Linked DNA regions of Homo sapiens: region 1 is linked to region 2. Evidence: chromatin loops called from intact Hi-C (ENCODE). Cell type or tissue: IMR-90. All regions are shown on one strand.

What was found. A loop is a pair of places that touch in the nucleus more often than their neighbours do. Peaks named below come from ENCODE experiments on the same cell type or tissue, not always from the same donor. Only the 100,000 strongest peaks of a DNase experiment are listed, where the experiment ranks them.
Region 1: a loop joins it to region 2, with 2.2 times the contacts of the local background. A loop is called at or near these places in 3 of 110 quality-filtered maps.

What each region holds. Positions count from the first base shown.
Region 1 is chr1:55,844,762-55,852,761 of GRCh38, reverse strand. All of the region lies in intron 1 of LOC105378740 (a long non-coding RNA gene), which reads left to right. Among named protein-coding and RNA genes, the nearest start is that of LINC01753, 96 kb to the left of the region's middle. In IMR-90, a CTCF peak has its summit at 3,649; a DNase peak (open chromatin) is centred at 3,681; H3K27ac peaks cover 153 bases.
Region 2 is chr1:55,503,691-55,511,690 of GRCh38, reverse strand. No RefSeq gene overlaps it. Among named protein-coding and RNA genes, the nearest start is that of MIR4422, 280 kb to the right of the region's middle. RefSeq lists an enhancer at 3,349-3,518. In IMR-90, CTCF peaks have their summits at 4,480 and 7,592; DNase peaks (open chromatin) are centred at 4,500 and 7,820; H3K27ac peaks cover 3,803 bases.

The sequences.
Region 1 (8,000 bases), 340 kb before region 2:
ACAGAAAGCAGAATACAAAGGAGAAAGGAGAAAATATCCAACTAGGTACACACTACTTTCTGATATTACAAGTCTCACAAAGTTAAGTAAAATTTTCAAGCATATATTTTGATCCTCTTCAAGATAACCGTATGAATGGACTGCAAATAATGCTTTAAAAAGCTCATCTGCTTTTTCTGCAACCTGCTTTTCCAATTGTCTTACCTTTAATATACATTGTATCTGATGTTTTTTATATCCCATGGAAATTAGTTTCAAAGAATCCTATAACCCACCTGCCTGAATGTTTGACATGCTCAAATTTTGACACTTCTCATCCCCAAGTGTTGTATTCAGCAAAAGCGAAGACTTGACTTTGATACCATGAAGTTCTCTCCTATGCTTTTGTTCTCCACTGTTTTCATCATATACAAAGGATTTTCTTATCTCTTCCCTCTATGGCTCTACTTTCCATGATGTCTTCTACATTGTTTGCCAAAGCCTGCTTCACACCTGACATGCCTGCTTTATCTCATAAAGACTTAGCACAATACATATCATGGTACATGTTGGCATGTGGTGGGTTGGAGATGGCTTTAGTACTGTAGGATCAGCCTGAGTCGGCATGTTCCCCCAGTATAGCTCATGCCAGTTAGTTAAGCACATGTAATAGGAGTCACATGGGAATCCTGAACCTCTGAAATCTACATTGGTGACTGTCTTTGCGCAGGGCAAGGCAAGAGTGGAGGAACAAAAACCAATCAACCCTAAAGCTGTCTGGCAGCAATTCTTATAACAAATGAAAAGGTGATATCATTTACATATAAACCACTACTTGAATTTTGAGGTACCTGGTAAAACTAAGAATGCTTTCCTCCCCAAGTTATGTTGTAAAATTAGATCACATGTTGCAAACTAAGATTTTGGTTCCTTCACCCTTTCTCCCTCAATACAGGACATCAACTAACAGTGACCCAAGCCTTGTGTTTTCAGAGTGGAGGTGGCTATGTCTTATTCTAGAATTCTATGGACCATTGAAAGAAAAATAACTTGCTGTAGGTAAATATTGCTCAGAATCAGCTAAGAGCTCTCACTTAGTCCTGTAGTTCTGATACCTTGATCTGTTAAGGTTAATAACTGGGAAATACCCAAAATCCAATCTAGAATCACTTCCAACTTATATATAACCACAATAAGTCCTGACAGAAGTTGAGACTGGCTATGCAGAACTGGAAAACAGCACACTTCTGTCAGAGGGAAGCTTCTTTTGCCTATGGTAGTTCAGAAGGGCTACTTTTATCCAGTCTCCTGTTCCTTGGGGCCTATCTTGAAATGACTCTTTTCAACCAGGTTTAAAGCTAGTATTGCCACATGACTCTGATTTTACTTTCTGTGGGAGCCAATACAACATTGGTTGGGTTAAAGCATCTTTCGGGTCTTCACTGGGGTTGATAAAGTTCAGAGGTAGAATGCTCAGTCGGGACCTCCAAGAAAACACATGAAGAAATTTGAAAATTCTTTCACCAGCTCTGAAGTTTGGTTTATAAATCTGCACTAGACCCTAGACGGAGTTAGTACAAAATGTTTCTTAGGTTAACAGCTATGAATGGTAAAGGCGGAAGGTGTAGGATTAGGCAGGGAAAGCATGTGGATGTCTATGTAGGTTTGGCACCTACTGAAGGAGCTGCAGGCAGCCCAACAAGAAGCTCCAGCAGAAAGATTGCTCACAGAAGAATATTTGAGTGGAAATGGCCAGGCCCTGATTTCCAGGCCGTGCTCAGTTATTGGATAGGAGCTTCTGGGAGGAGCATGGCCTCAGTTGGAACACTGCAGCAGATCAGAGCTTGCAGCTAGGGGTCAGCTCTGTCTTGAGGGGAGCTCTGAGGAGTGTACCACCGTGGCTGCCACATGAGCAGCCAACAGCTGAATTATGGAGGACATGCCACGATCATTCTGATGCTGGTTTGTTAATAACTGAGTGTGTTAAATTGAGCAAAGCAACCAGATGACATGATTTCTTCGCACAGGTCTAGAATGACCAAAGAAACTTCTAAACTGAATGTGGAGTTTATCCCCAACAAAGCCAACCTGAGGGAGGAGGACCAGTTAGTCAAAAATTCTGTTCATGTTATCCTTCATTGGATTGAAAGAGCCAAGCTTTTATAAAGTCCTTGGCTTAGGCTATAGAAGCAGGCTGATTCTGAAAGAGTTTGACCTCAGGTGGAACAGTTCTCTGAAGCTGAGTTGGACCCTAAAAGGAGCTGACAGCTGAAGTCTGTCTTCTACCCTCTCTAGCTGGAAGAAAGTTTCCTCGAGGGAGGGGATCTGGACAGTGCATTTTTGTGTCTGGTACAGCCAGTTTCTTATCTGTAGGTAAGACCGAGTTACTCTGTTCTTTGGGGCTGCTTAGAGAAAGATATCCTAGGCATCCTACCAATGGCCCAGAATAATACAACCTACATCCATCCCGAGCCTGATGGCATCCAGGGAAAGTCAGTGCTAAGGCCTTATAGTAGTTAGGCTTCAACTACACAAGAAGGCAGCCATAACTTGGCAAAAGTGTACCCTGTAGTATTGTGACTGACTAGTATAAGCGGTTGTCTACCGTGAGTAGTGATGTTAAAAGGAGAATGCCCAAAGCTGGAATATTATACCCAAAGCTGGGTATTAGAAATCGTTAGAGTATCAGCCCTCAAGTTTGGGTGCGTGGGATATAGACTCTTGGCGTGTATATAAAGGATGACTGAATATGTGGGTGTGTTTAGCTACAGATAATGAAGCTGCTCAGAGTATAGTTATTGGGGGGATATACTGAGGCTTCAGCCTCCTCAGGACTAAATGCTTTACTCTCCATTGAAAATGCCATTAGGAGCCAGTCAATTCATATGGTCTAACAATAATTGAATGTGACCGTCTGGAATACTTAGAATCTTTCAGAAATGTCACCTGCATAGACCTTTCCCAGGCTGCCTTCTGCCTTCTCATGTCTCTCAATTGTATGCTTGACCTACTTTTCATTCTAGAGTATCACTCAGTTAAAAACTAAAGTGACACTTGGCTATGATAAACCTCTTATAAGTCATGGCCACTGAAAAGTTTGCCTTGCAATCAATAGTTCTGATTTCAGTAAAAAGTTTGAGGTTGAACCATGATCCTCGTATTAGAAGGATGTGTGTGTTTAGAATTGCAAGTGGTAACAACCAGAAAAGATAAAATTTGTCATTAAGTCTCCTAATCCTCTTTGACAATTTGTAGATCAGTGAACAGGTACTAGCCAAGCCCTATACAGTATTCAAATATTTTCTGCCCATTATAGGCTCTTTTCTACATGCCATATTTTTTCTAATTGCCAGGTCCTGTTGTATAAGAAGAAGATAACCAACTAATGGGGCCTACTATACTTCAGACTCCATTGTAGGCTCTGGTGATACTTGATGAATGCAAGAGAAATATTCTTGCTATCAAGAAACTTATTCCAATGTAGCATGAATGTAAGCAAATTCACTAGTCTATGTGAAAACGATCATACTATAAAAAGGGACCAAAATAAAGGGGTCAGGTGTGCCCAGGGTACAAGGATATAATTCTTAGGGTAGTCAGGGTTGAAATCACCAAAAGTGAGTCAGTAAAAATTTAGAGGTTAAGGAGTAAGCAGATAGCTAACAGGAGGAGGCAGCCATGAGCCAGATTCTGCTGGGAACTTCCTCAGGGGCATGTGGAGCAACTCTACCAAATTCCCAAAAGATGAGAGGCAAGAGGACTTAGACATCAGTTTGTCTCCTATTAGCTGAGATTTGTCTCCACCTGTTAACTTTCAATGTAGTATATAAACAAAATTTTCAGGAGTTTGGAATTGGTTTTTCTGACTCAAGCTTTCAAATTTCTTTACTAGACAAATAAATGCCTGTCATCCTTCCATTTGAGAAATTTAGCCACCTTGAGGCTGGTGCCTAAAGGGAACATGCTGGTTGATTATTCCTTTGACTATTTACTCCTCAGTTAGATAATCCTTCAGATCTGACTTCTAAGGCAGACTAGCAAACAGATGCTTTTCTACTTCAACTTAAGTGTAATAAGCATGCAGAAAAGGATGCAAATACTCAGTTGACTGAATTATCAAGTGCTGCTTCTCTTTTCTGCAGCGACTTTTGGAGGCCTCTGATCTTTTGAGACAGAGACAAGCCTCCTACTTCCCCACTTTGACTCTGTACCTTTCCCTTCAGCTCATCCAGTCTGTTTTGCTTTACCTGGCTAGAGCAGCTGTCAGTACCTAAATTATGGCTTTCCATCATATCTCTGAACTAGAGAGATCCCCACACTCTGCACAAAAGTACTAGAGGAACTTCTTCCCTGTTCTGACTTGGTGATCTATGTCCATGCCAAGAATTAAGGGTTTGTGGGGATCACATCATCCTGGGTATTAGCACACTTTGATAGCTGACTGTGTGCTTCCCCACCCCCCCCACACCCCGTTCCATCCCTCACTTTAAGTCCAGGTATTTCCTTAAGACAGAAGCTTCTAAGTCTCAAGTTTCCATTTTACTACTTAAGTTTTACTCCTTGAGTTTATTGTCATTATGGCATAAGGTTGTATTCACTTTCTGATACCAGCCAATTAAGCAAGAACCAATTTTTAAATAAGAATCTTTCTACCCGAAACAGACAGAAGCCCACTGGGGCAGCCAGGCTTCACACTTGACATGACAGTGCTTCATTTGAGTATGAAAATGTGAGAAGAGCCATAGTTTCTCTGGGCCTGCTAGAGTCCAGCCTGAGTGTTGAACCTGCCTCAGCCCCTGCCTAGGGTGGAGTGAGGTGGGTCACACCAAGTCAGGCTGAGGACAAGCTGAGGCAGTTGGTGCTGAAATATGATGGCAGTGGTCAGTCTCTTTTTGAGCAGGGTACTGGAGGACACGGAAGGCAGGAGGTCTAAGAATCTGGGAGGCATGTGAATTCCTACCATATAATCACCAAAAGGGTTTTACATCAAGCTAATAAAGGTATCATATCCTCATATATTCCTGAAGTAGTATAGAAATTCATCTGATACACACAGGTTCCTTTTGGTCATAAACCTTATAATTAGTGAGTACTAAATTCTCTCTAATATTATAGAATCGAAGCTAAAAGTAATTCTAAGGGTCACGGCAATTCCAGGCTTTTAGTGTAAAACCTGAGCAGGGCATATACCAATGTTTGAAGAAACCTAGATTTGTGGGCCAACTGAACAGACACCAATGCTTACCTGCACAAAAGGTGACTGAGTCAAGACTTGGTGAATATGTATATCTTCACTCAAATCCAGATAGAGCATGAGATCAGCTAGGTGATCTTGGAATCATTTCTTGCTGGGTCTGGTAGAGAAAAAGACAAGCCCTCAAATGTGCTTTTCATTCTATAGTCGTACCTGGCAGGAACCTGGAAGAGAAACCTGCCTCCTGGAGGCCATCTCTCCTGTCTTCATCTGCAACTGCCAGCATAGAAGATTGTACTCTAGGAATCACCAGCATGGGCACCAAAGGACAAACTCCTACATATTTAACTCTGCTACTCTTAGCTTACCAATGTGTGTCAGTCTAGGTCTTTCTGAAAAGACACCAAAATAGAATTGGACATATTAGAAAATGGCCCTTAAATGATAAGGTAGTAGAAGGTGGGAGAGCCTTCAGAATGGTCATGAAGGTTTATACCTATTAGGAAGAGTGGGAGAAGGCAGAAGCATTGAGTAGAAAGAACCTCTAACTGAGCTACAGCTCAATCTCACACAGGCCACTGTGGAGCCCTACAGCAGAATTCTGTATGGGGCAGGCCTAAGACTTAGACTGGGAGCAACCTGGGAAGAATATGGCCTTGACATGAACATGGAAGTAGATCCTGAAGGTATGGAAGCTAGAGGCCATCTACACACCTCCATGGGTGACACAATCAGTATTGAAATGGATATGGCCAGGCGCGGTGGCTCATGCCTCTAATCCCAGCACTTTGGGAGGCTGAAGTGGGCTGATCACCTGAGGTCAGGAGTTCAAGACAACCCTGGCCAACATGGTGAAACCCTGTCTTTGCTAAAAATATAAAAATTAGCTGGGCATGATGGTGGCTGCCTGTAATCCCAGCTACTCGGGAGGCTGAGGTGGGAGAATCGCTTGAACCCAGGAGGCTGAGGTTGCAGTGAGCCGAGACTGTGCCACTGCACTCCAGCCTGGGTGACAGAGCAAGACTCTGTCTCCCAAAAAAAAAAAAAAAAGAATAGATAATTGTTTGCTTGGTTTTAAACCAAGAAAAAAACAAATAGGTTTCATTTCAGGGACCAATGGTAGATGCCACTTAGAACAACATTGGGATCTCAATATATTATTCTATGAATCAAGACTGTTGGGTTGAATTATCAACGCACATTCTCAGAGAAATTCAGGATCAGTGCTTTCCAAATCCATGATTTGCTTTGCCTGTTCTGGAGACTTTCTTTCTCAAGCTGTGTCCCTCAAATTAATGAAGAGAATTAGACTTGCAAAGCAGTTTCAACTCTTATCTAAACACTGTTATTAGGCAATCACTTAGATTTTATGTTGACTCTTTCTTGCCATATCTTAGAACTGGCTATACAAATTTCATGTAGAAACGTAAATTTTAACATTTTAACTGTATAGCACAGTAGCAGAATATACAAAGAATATTAGTACTCATGCTTAGTTTTCACTGAATTTTATACTGGCCAAATCTGATAATTTGAATGTGATGTTCTTTATCTTTTTTTTTTTTTTTTTTGAGATAGAGTCTCACTCTGTCACCCAGGCTGGAGTGCAGTGGCGCAATCTTGGCTCACTGTGTTCTTTATCTTAATGTATGTTATACTTACACATAATGTATGTTATGTATTCAAAAAATCCAAATTCTCTTTACAATAGACATTGTGTATGCATCTATTTAACATGGTTAGGTAATATGGTATACCTGATAAGTTATCTTCATTTAGGCCCATTCTAATTATAACATCTGACTGAATGGCACTTAATACCTATAAGCACATCAGTGTGACTGCTGGAAATTCATAGTATTAAGGATAATATCCACACTGATAAGGCCATTTATAGGTAATACATTCAATGTGTTAGCAATTTTTGAAGAATTTATCAATTACATGAACTCAATTTTTCCACTTCTGAAAATTTAGATTTGGCAGAATATAGGGTTGTCACTATACATGACATTGGAGAAGGGCCAAACCTTTCTAGAGTTAGCAGATACGTTTTATATTCTGGTCTCCCTGCAGATTATAAGCATCTATATTGAAGAAATGAAGTTGTTTTGACTCATTTCTGAGCATTCCAAAATATCCAGGGTGGCTTTAAGTAAAAGGAAGACCTTGACTTAGGCTCAAGTTCCATAGTTTCTTGTCTTGTCCCTTTAGCAGCAAAGTTCTATTCTGGATAGAGGGACATGTACTAGCTCCATTCAAATCCAGGCTGTTGGATAGCTGGAATTTTGGCAAGCTGCAATACACCCTAAGTAATTTAGACGTATAGGGTCTTAAGAGATCATGGAACCTTAGTGGTAGCAGACCACAATTCTAATACAGTCATATTAGCCTACGGAATAAAAGATTATAGTGAAGAAGACCAAATAGAATATTCCAAAGCTCACCCTCTAATGGTTAAGACAGAAAATAAAATATTTATGCCCTGAAAAGAAATGACATTACTGTCAAAATTAAATTCCACTATTTCATCACATCTCCACTAAATCAGTCTGACCACTACAAAAGTCAGGATCCTGGAAAGATCCAGGAGAAATGAAGTGGACACTATAATCTTGAAGTATATGAGGTATCTGCTATACAGGTTTATACAGCCTCAGGGATACATTAGCATACACGTATAGTCCCAGGGCGATCTCCACTACTATATCTGCAGTCAAAATGTTGTCTGAAGGGACCTGGTATACCTGGACACCGCAGAATATCACATTAGTTATCTATATCAATGATATCATATAATTGGCCCAGATAAACAAGCAGTAAATCT
Region 2 (8,000 bases):
GGTATGCTGACTCCAGAGGCCACTGTTCTTACCTGCCTCACTGCATCCTAACTGAAGGGTTTCCTTGCAGTGGCACTGATTGAAACATCGGATGAAATGAAATGCTCAATGGAAATCAATCGGCAGCAAAGGGCTTGATTCTCCATTGTATACTTTGCCATTCTTTTAGCAGCCTCTGTTTGTGCCATCTGTGCTCTGTGTTCCAAGCATAGGACTGGGTGACACTGGCATTAGAGTCAGAAAAGCCACATTATATATTTTTTCATGCACCTAATCCATGGCTGCCCACTGTCCCTGAATTTGCCATCCACAGTCCTGCTTTTTTGTCTTTGCCTGTGTTCATCCTTCTGCCTCGAATGTGCTCTGCCCACATCTTAATTTGGAGAACGCCTTCTCCTCCTATAAGGGTCACCCACTCTGTGTAGTCTTCTCTGATTTTCCAGGTTTCCCAGAGTTGTTCCATCCTCTGTGATTCCTCAGATTTTGCACTTTCTGGTAGGCACACAGTGCTCCATGGTAACACGTGTCCTCTTTCTCCATGACCTTTCAACCATGTGTGACTTGAGGGCAGAAACTGAGTCTTCTTCAACTTTGAATCTGCAGTGCCAAGGAGAGGACAGGTTCATGGTAGAGGCTCAATAAGCCTGAACTGATCAACTAAATAAATGAAAGCCCTTTTCCTGAAAGGGTTTCTGTGATTCTATGTGATATTTTTCTCCAGAACATGTGGTTTTCAGGCCAGAGCATGGCTTTCCCACTACTTCCCTTGTAAACAACTCTATAAGAGTTTGGCTTCCTGGAATTTTGCCTGCATTTTCCTTATAATTACATCCCAATTGTTTCCTATTTGTTTGACACCTCTTAATTCCCTGGCTTCTTCCTTGTCTAAAAGTTGCCGGCTGTACTCTGATTGCTGGGCTGTTCTAGTCTGGATTGACCTCCTCTCATCAGACAGGCCCTGTGGGCAGAAATTTCTGTTTGGGGGCAGTTTCCTGAAATTTCAGCCTAGGCCAGATCATGGGCTTTGGGCTTTATCACTTATTTGGTAAATGAACGTGCTATTTCACTTTGCTAAACTTCCATTTCCTCACCTGTAGAATGGGATCACTTCTATCTTCTTCCGTAGGATGTTTTGAGGATTTAATAAGTTGTAAATATGCAAAATACTAGCACATACTAGGCACTTAATAAATGCTCTAGTCTCTTTCCCTATGCAGACAGGATCTGCTTTTTCCTGTAATGCACTGCATTATCCATAAAACAGGGAAAAGAATACTTACTGTGCACAGTTATGAGAAATAAAGTCCATAGAATGATTTTAATTATTGTGGACACATCCCCACCTAGCACCCTCCTTTGACACCATGTTATTAAGCAGAAACTTACAAATAGATAAGTTATTTTTCTGTGGCTCAAACCACACTGCCCTGCACCTATTTGTTACACAAAAGCATGCTTGATGAACAAGTGCTATGAGAACAAGTATGGAAGAAGACTGATGAGCTCTCCTTGGGTAAGTGGGCAGGGCAGACTTCAGGAGACCAGGACTCACAGGGACAGAAGGGTGGGGAAGGTACAAAGCAGCCCTCCCTCCTCAGACCTCCAGACTGAGAGACAAGGCAGGGCTAAGAGTAAGGACTCGGAACACAGCCCTGCCTGAGGAAAGTAAATGTAAGACAATAAAAAGAAGGCTTTGAGAGAGAAAACCAAGGCTAAGTCCTGGAAGCGCCATTCACTAGCTGATCAACCTTGGGCAAATTTATGAGCCCCTTTCCTCACCTGTAAAATGGGTTGGATAATCCCAGCTTGTACCGTATAAGAGTTTTGCATCAAAATTACACAAGATAATGTACGTGGGCACAGTTTAAACTACAACATTGTGTGCCATTGGGAGGGAGTCTCTTAATAATCTTTTAGTCTGTTTTTAATCTTCAAGCCTGTAGGTCACCTGCCAACACACTTTGCCAAGAATTCCTTAAGATACCATCTGAAATGCTTCACCTAAATCCAAAATTCTAGGAGGCTTTCGTAAGAAGATTGGCAACCAGAGAATTCTCCAGTGCTTGTCCAGGAGAGTCTTATCTTAAACCACCTTTGCTGTTCCCTACAAAATGTTGACCATGTAAGGACAGAAGGGGAAGGAATACAGTCCATCATTCAGTATCCAGGGAGGATTGGTTCCAGGAACCACCCACAGATACCAAAATCCACAGATGTTCAAACCCCTTATATCAAATGGCATAGTGTTTGCATAGAATCTATGCACATCCTCCTGTATACTTTAAATCATCTCTAGATTACTTATAATACCTAGTTAAGTGTAAATGTTATGTAAATGGTTGTTATTCACTATTAGTTGTTTATTTGTATTTTCTTGTTATATTGTTTTTTTGTTTTTTTCCAAATATTTTTTATTTGTTGTTGGTTGACTCCTCAGACAAGAAACCCATGGACATGTAATTAAGCATCTGTAATTAATGCAATTAATTACATGACTGTAATTAATGCAATTAATTACATGACTGTAATTAATGCAATTAATTACATGACTGTAATTAATGCAATTAATTACATGACTGTAATTAATGCAATTAATTACATGACTGTAATTAATGCAATTAATTACATGACTGTAATTAATATGGTACATAATTATTCTCTTTATCATAAATTATCACTTCAAATACTAATATTGTCAAATTATTATCATTCTCTTTGCCATAAAAGCTAATCTTTTGTATTTTTAATTTGGATGTGGGATCTTGACAGGTGGGGTCATGCATAAATGAAATTGTATTTGAACATCCACACATGTTGCATACAGAACCTTGGACCCGTGCCCAGGCAATTCTTTCATGTGCTGCCATCCAAGAGGAGGTCTCATTTGAAAACTAACAACTGATATTCCTTCACCATCCAAGTGTAAACAGAACTCTGATCCAAGAACTTGCTATTGTGCATCTCTGGTGGGCATTAGCCCATGTTGAAAAATTCATCATGACTGGTGGTCACAGTGTTAGAAAAAAAATTATTATTTTTCTGTCCTCAAACCCTCAAAATAAGAGTAGGCATTCCATAAATGAAATCAATAAGTATGTGAAGCGCACTTTACAAATTTTTCTCTGATTCTCATAATGCCACCACAAAGTAGTTATTATTGTACCCATTTTACAGGTGAGAATGGTTGTAGGGTTGTCTTGAAGTAACTTTGGGCATCAATAGTGACAGAACCGAGAATGGGCTAGATGTTTATCATCACAACTCAGCAAATATTGTTTCAGTGTCAACCATGTAAAAAGTCACTTTAAGGCCAGGCGTGGTGGCTCACACCTGTAATCCCAGCACTTTGGGAGGCCAAAGCGGGCAGATCACTTGGGCCCAGGAGTTCCAGACCAGGCTGGGCAACATGGCAAAACCCCATCTCTACTAAAAATACAAAAATTAGCCAGGTATGGTGGTGCACCTGCAATCCCAGCTACTTGGGAGACTGAGGCACGAGCATTGCTTGAACCCAGGTGGTGGAGGCTGCAGTGAGCCGAGATTATGCCACTCCAGCCTGGGCAACAGAGGAGGACTCTGTATTCAAAAAAACAAAGTCTCTTTATTAAGATTGAAGATATGAGGATGAAACAAAACAAGTTTAGTCATTGCACTTGTGGAACTCACAGCTTGGAGGTGAAAACAGGTTCATCAGATTTACAATCACTTCTTTGTTGTGTAAGGGAGAGAGGTAACATAGTGCAAAAGGAGTTGACCTGGGTTGAGGTGGGGAAGAGAAGTAGGGTAGTCACAGCACAGCGGGAGTAAAATAGGGTCAGGGGAGTTTAGAGGGTAGAACTTTGCAGGCAGAGAGAGCAGAGAGGAGCAATTCAGGGCATAGGAGAGAGTAAAGGAGAAGCAGCAGGAGGGGTGGATCATGAGGGTGGGGAGCTGGGCAGAGCTGTCCAAGGGCTCCACCTCCATCCTGACACCTCCAAAGGGCCTCTTCAAGGTCTTCTCTGGGGACAGACATGCACAGATTAATGTGCCCCAACTTGCTTCTTACCCGCATTTATCCTCCTCACTGCAGCCTCAGTGGACATAATGCAATTCATTGCAAGGTGGTCCATGGTCCAAGTCAGGGATGTTGGTGCCCAGGTGTGGGCTGTGACGGTGGAGATGGGGAAGAGTGGATGAATTCAGGGATCCTGAGGAGGCAGCAGGACTCTGAAGCCACAGAAAAGCCCCAGCCTACTGCTGCCAGGGCACTGATGGGGGATGTTACGGAGATGAGGAATGAAGAGCAGGAGAAGGGCAAGGGGGAGTCCCAAGCCAGGGTGTCGGCCTGAATTACATTGTTTGCCAATGTGTACTTTTTTCTTTTCTTGTTCTTTCCTTTTATTTTTTCAATCATATGCATATGATACAAACTATTATCTTTTAAAAGTTTATACAGGATTGTAACCCTGTTTTATATATGGGAAAAGGCTGACTCCCTGTGGGTTTTCTGTATTTTCATATTGACATAATTCAAACAATGTGATGAATCAACTCTCTGTAATTTCTGAAGCTGGACTCAGAGAAGCTGAGTTTTATGGAAACTTTATTGAGCTGTGCCCTGGGGCTGGGTGGCAATCCTTGGGGAAAAGGGTATTTGGGGGTAGGATTTACACACTGTTCACTGTGTTCCGGAGCATTCTTCCCTCCAGAAATTAACATGAATGTTGTATGGCATATGAGGAAAACTTAGGGGTTAAGTGACTTGCTTATGGACACCCAGCTGGTAGGTGGTAGAATCTGCTAACTCCAAGTCCAGGGCTCCTTCCCTGAAGGTGTGCCCCTCCCAGGAACAGATGACACAAACCCGGCTCTGAGGAAGGAGGAGGCTTCTGGGGTATTTTTCCTGTCTCTCCAGCTTTTCCAGGCTGTTTATTTAACCTGAGTGGGTCTCTTCACTGCGCCTGAGCATCCCCTTTCCCAGGCACATTAAGGAGCAAGCAGGGGCTGCTCCCCTTGGAATCCATTTTCTCTTCTGATAAAGACCTTCCCAAGTTGGCAGACAGAGCATCAGGCTTCTAGCCCTGACTCCAGGGCCAGTGTTCTTCTCCCACTCCCCACAGCTTCAGTGAGATAATTCAACTGATGAACAAAGGAATCATGTGTTCAACCTAAGAGTCTCTTCCAAATCTAAGCAGATAAGAGGGAATATTCAAATCTTAGACTCTCAAAGGCAGCTAGGGGATTTGATCTTCCTTTTCTGGAATAGGTCGGCATTACTATCCATTTTACACATGAAGAAAAAGAGATTTGGGAAATGTGAGTAATTTGCCTGGGATATTTAGTAACATGGTCAGGATTTGAACCCAAGTTTCAGCTGTAAGAGTCCCCAGCACAGTCTTCAGCAATAGTAGGTGTTCAAGATGTTTGTTCCCTTGCATGCTTCCAACTCTCTGCTGATCCTGCCCCTTCTCTGGAAAGTAGACACCTATCGGCATTTTTCCAGAGTGAAAGCAGCTGTTCCCTGGGTACCTGTGCCTTTGTCTCAAAGTTGTGCCATAAGTATACCTCTAAGGAATTAACAAGCCCGCATATGGTATAGGGTAGATGGGAGGCTGCACTAAGGTGGCATAAAAGATTTTTAATAGAGCTTTACAGGAGTGAACCCTCTGGCCAGGCAGGGTAGGGAGTGAGGCAGAGGATTGGGGTGGAAAGATGAGCAGATCTGACAGGTGGACAGTCAGCTCTGATGGAGAAAGAGGAGCTAAGAAAAAGCCACAGCCTCCACGGGAGAGTGCTGAGCTCAGATCCTGGTGCTGGGACTCACCATGTGACCCAGGGCAAGTTCCTTCCCTCATGAAACTTACCTATGCATTAACGAATCTGCATGTAAGAAAATGTTCTAAAAGCAGACATGAGAAAGGGAAGAGGGAGGAGGAGAGGAAGAATGGATTGGTTCAATCAGTGCAGGTTCACAGTGAGGCCAGAAGATCATCCCCACTCCATACCTCCTCCCACCCTGTACCCTGTGAGCAGATAGCAAACAGGCATCCCCTTGCCCCCACACTGACCATGCACACTCAATAGTTGTGCATAGGCTGTTCTTGCTAACAGGAAAGGTTTTTGTTCTCTTCTCTGCCTGGAAAACTCATAATCCATTTTTCAGGTCTCAGGTCATGTCACCTCCTCCATGAAGTCTTCCTTGACTCCTCTCTCACCTCCACCCACCCTCAGACACTCATACCTTTGAGTTTTTACAGCATTGTATATACTCCAAGGACAGCATTTATTACCTTGTTATTATTGTAGTAGTACTATTACTAGTGGCATAAAGTACTATTTAAGGAACACTTTTTGGGGGGGGCCAGACATAGTGTTATGGTCTTTTTACAAATTATGTATCATTTAAATTTCATCACTATGCCATAAATTAGGTATTTTCTTCTCAACTTTAAAAGTAAGGAAACTAAGGCTCCAAGAGGTTGGTGGTTTTACTACTGTGTAACTCAAGCAAGGGACAATGCCTGTATTTAGGGCCAGGTCTGATTCCTTTATAATTCCCTACTGTTGTTCAGCCTGAACAAAGAAGTAATAATAGGTGATAAATGAAATGATGAATGAATGTCACCATGGAGTGAGGGAGGCTTAAATGTGAAGCATGGCTTTAAACAATCATTTTATTTTGCTGTGACCATCCCAGAACATCCTCACCTAGGTATAAAAGTAGACCTTAAGGATCATGTAAGTTAACCATAGGGAAAGATCTAGAGGAGCATGGGCTGACCTGGGGCACAGAGCTGCCTTTGGCACCTGTCCAGATGTATTTCCTAGCTTCTGGTGGGCAACCCTCTTCAAACCTCTACTTCCCAGAGCTCTGTGTTAGAGACTGGCCCGATTTTCTTCCCTGCAACAGAAACCTTTCTGTGTCTGTCCTTAGAGACAGAAGGCACACCAAACCTCTGTATTTCTTGGTTGTGCTCTCCCAATTAAGCAAAGAAGCCAACCGAAGACTCCCTGAGACAAACTAATTGCATCTTAACAGGCTCTGTGCCTGCCAGCTTTGGCCCAGATTCAGATTTTATAGGCCACTTCGCCCCACACCCAGGGTTTATGATGGAAATACTGACAAAGCTTCACTGATAAGGCAGCAGAGGACCCAGGAGACCAGAAAACCTAGTAATTTTCCAGAGTCTAAACCCAGCCTCTACTCCAGGGGCCCCTCACGAGGCAGGATTCTGAAGTGTCAGCCAAGAGGACCCTGGCACAGGGCTGTTTGTTTCCACTCCAATGCACTCCAGAAATTTGGTAGGATACCTTGCTGGGATTTTTAATGGCAAGTTTCTCCTTCGGCATCACCTGGTATCCAATTAGTTTTCCCATTCTTTGGGCTGCTCAATCATCCCTTCATTTGTTCAATCATTCCTCAAATTCTGAACTCCTCTGCCAGGCTGTGCTGGACACTAAAAAGAAGTACTACTTGGGTGATTAATTTTAAAGGCTACTCTATTAAGGTCACTCCACTCAGCCAGGTATTCATTGAATGACTTCTCAAGGATCACAGTTCCCATCAAGCCTGCCATGTGGACTTTGTGCAGTTTGTGCACTGCACAACTCTAGGGGATGCCATTCACCTAGACTAGGATCACATCAAGTACCCTCTATAGAGAATACAGAAGAATAAAAACAAAACAGAAAATGAAAATACCATATATTCAGTCTATTATAGAAGGAAGAACGTTCAAAATAAACAAAGCTGCTGAGTCACTTAGCAATTCCCTAGCTCCTAGAAAAATTTATAATTTGTCTCCAAAAGAGAAAAACAAATCAGACATATCATTCCCTTGTTTAAAACAGGGCTTCTCAACCTTGGCACTGTTGATACTTTCGGCCAGATCATTCCTTTGTTGTAGGAGGCTGTCCTGTGCAATGGAGAATGTATAGCAATGCTCTTGGCCTCTACCCACAAGATACCAGTAGCAACTTCCCCCTCACCATTGTGACAACCAAAAATGTCTCCAGATGTT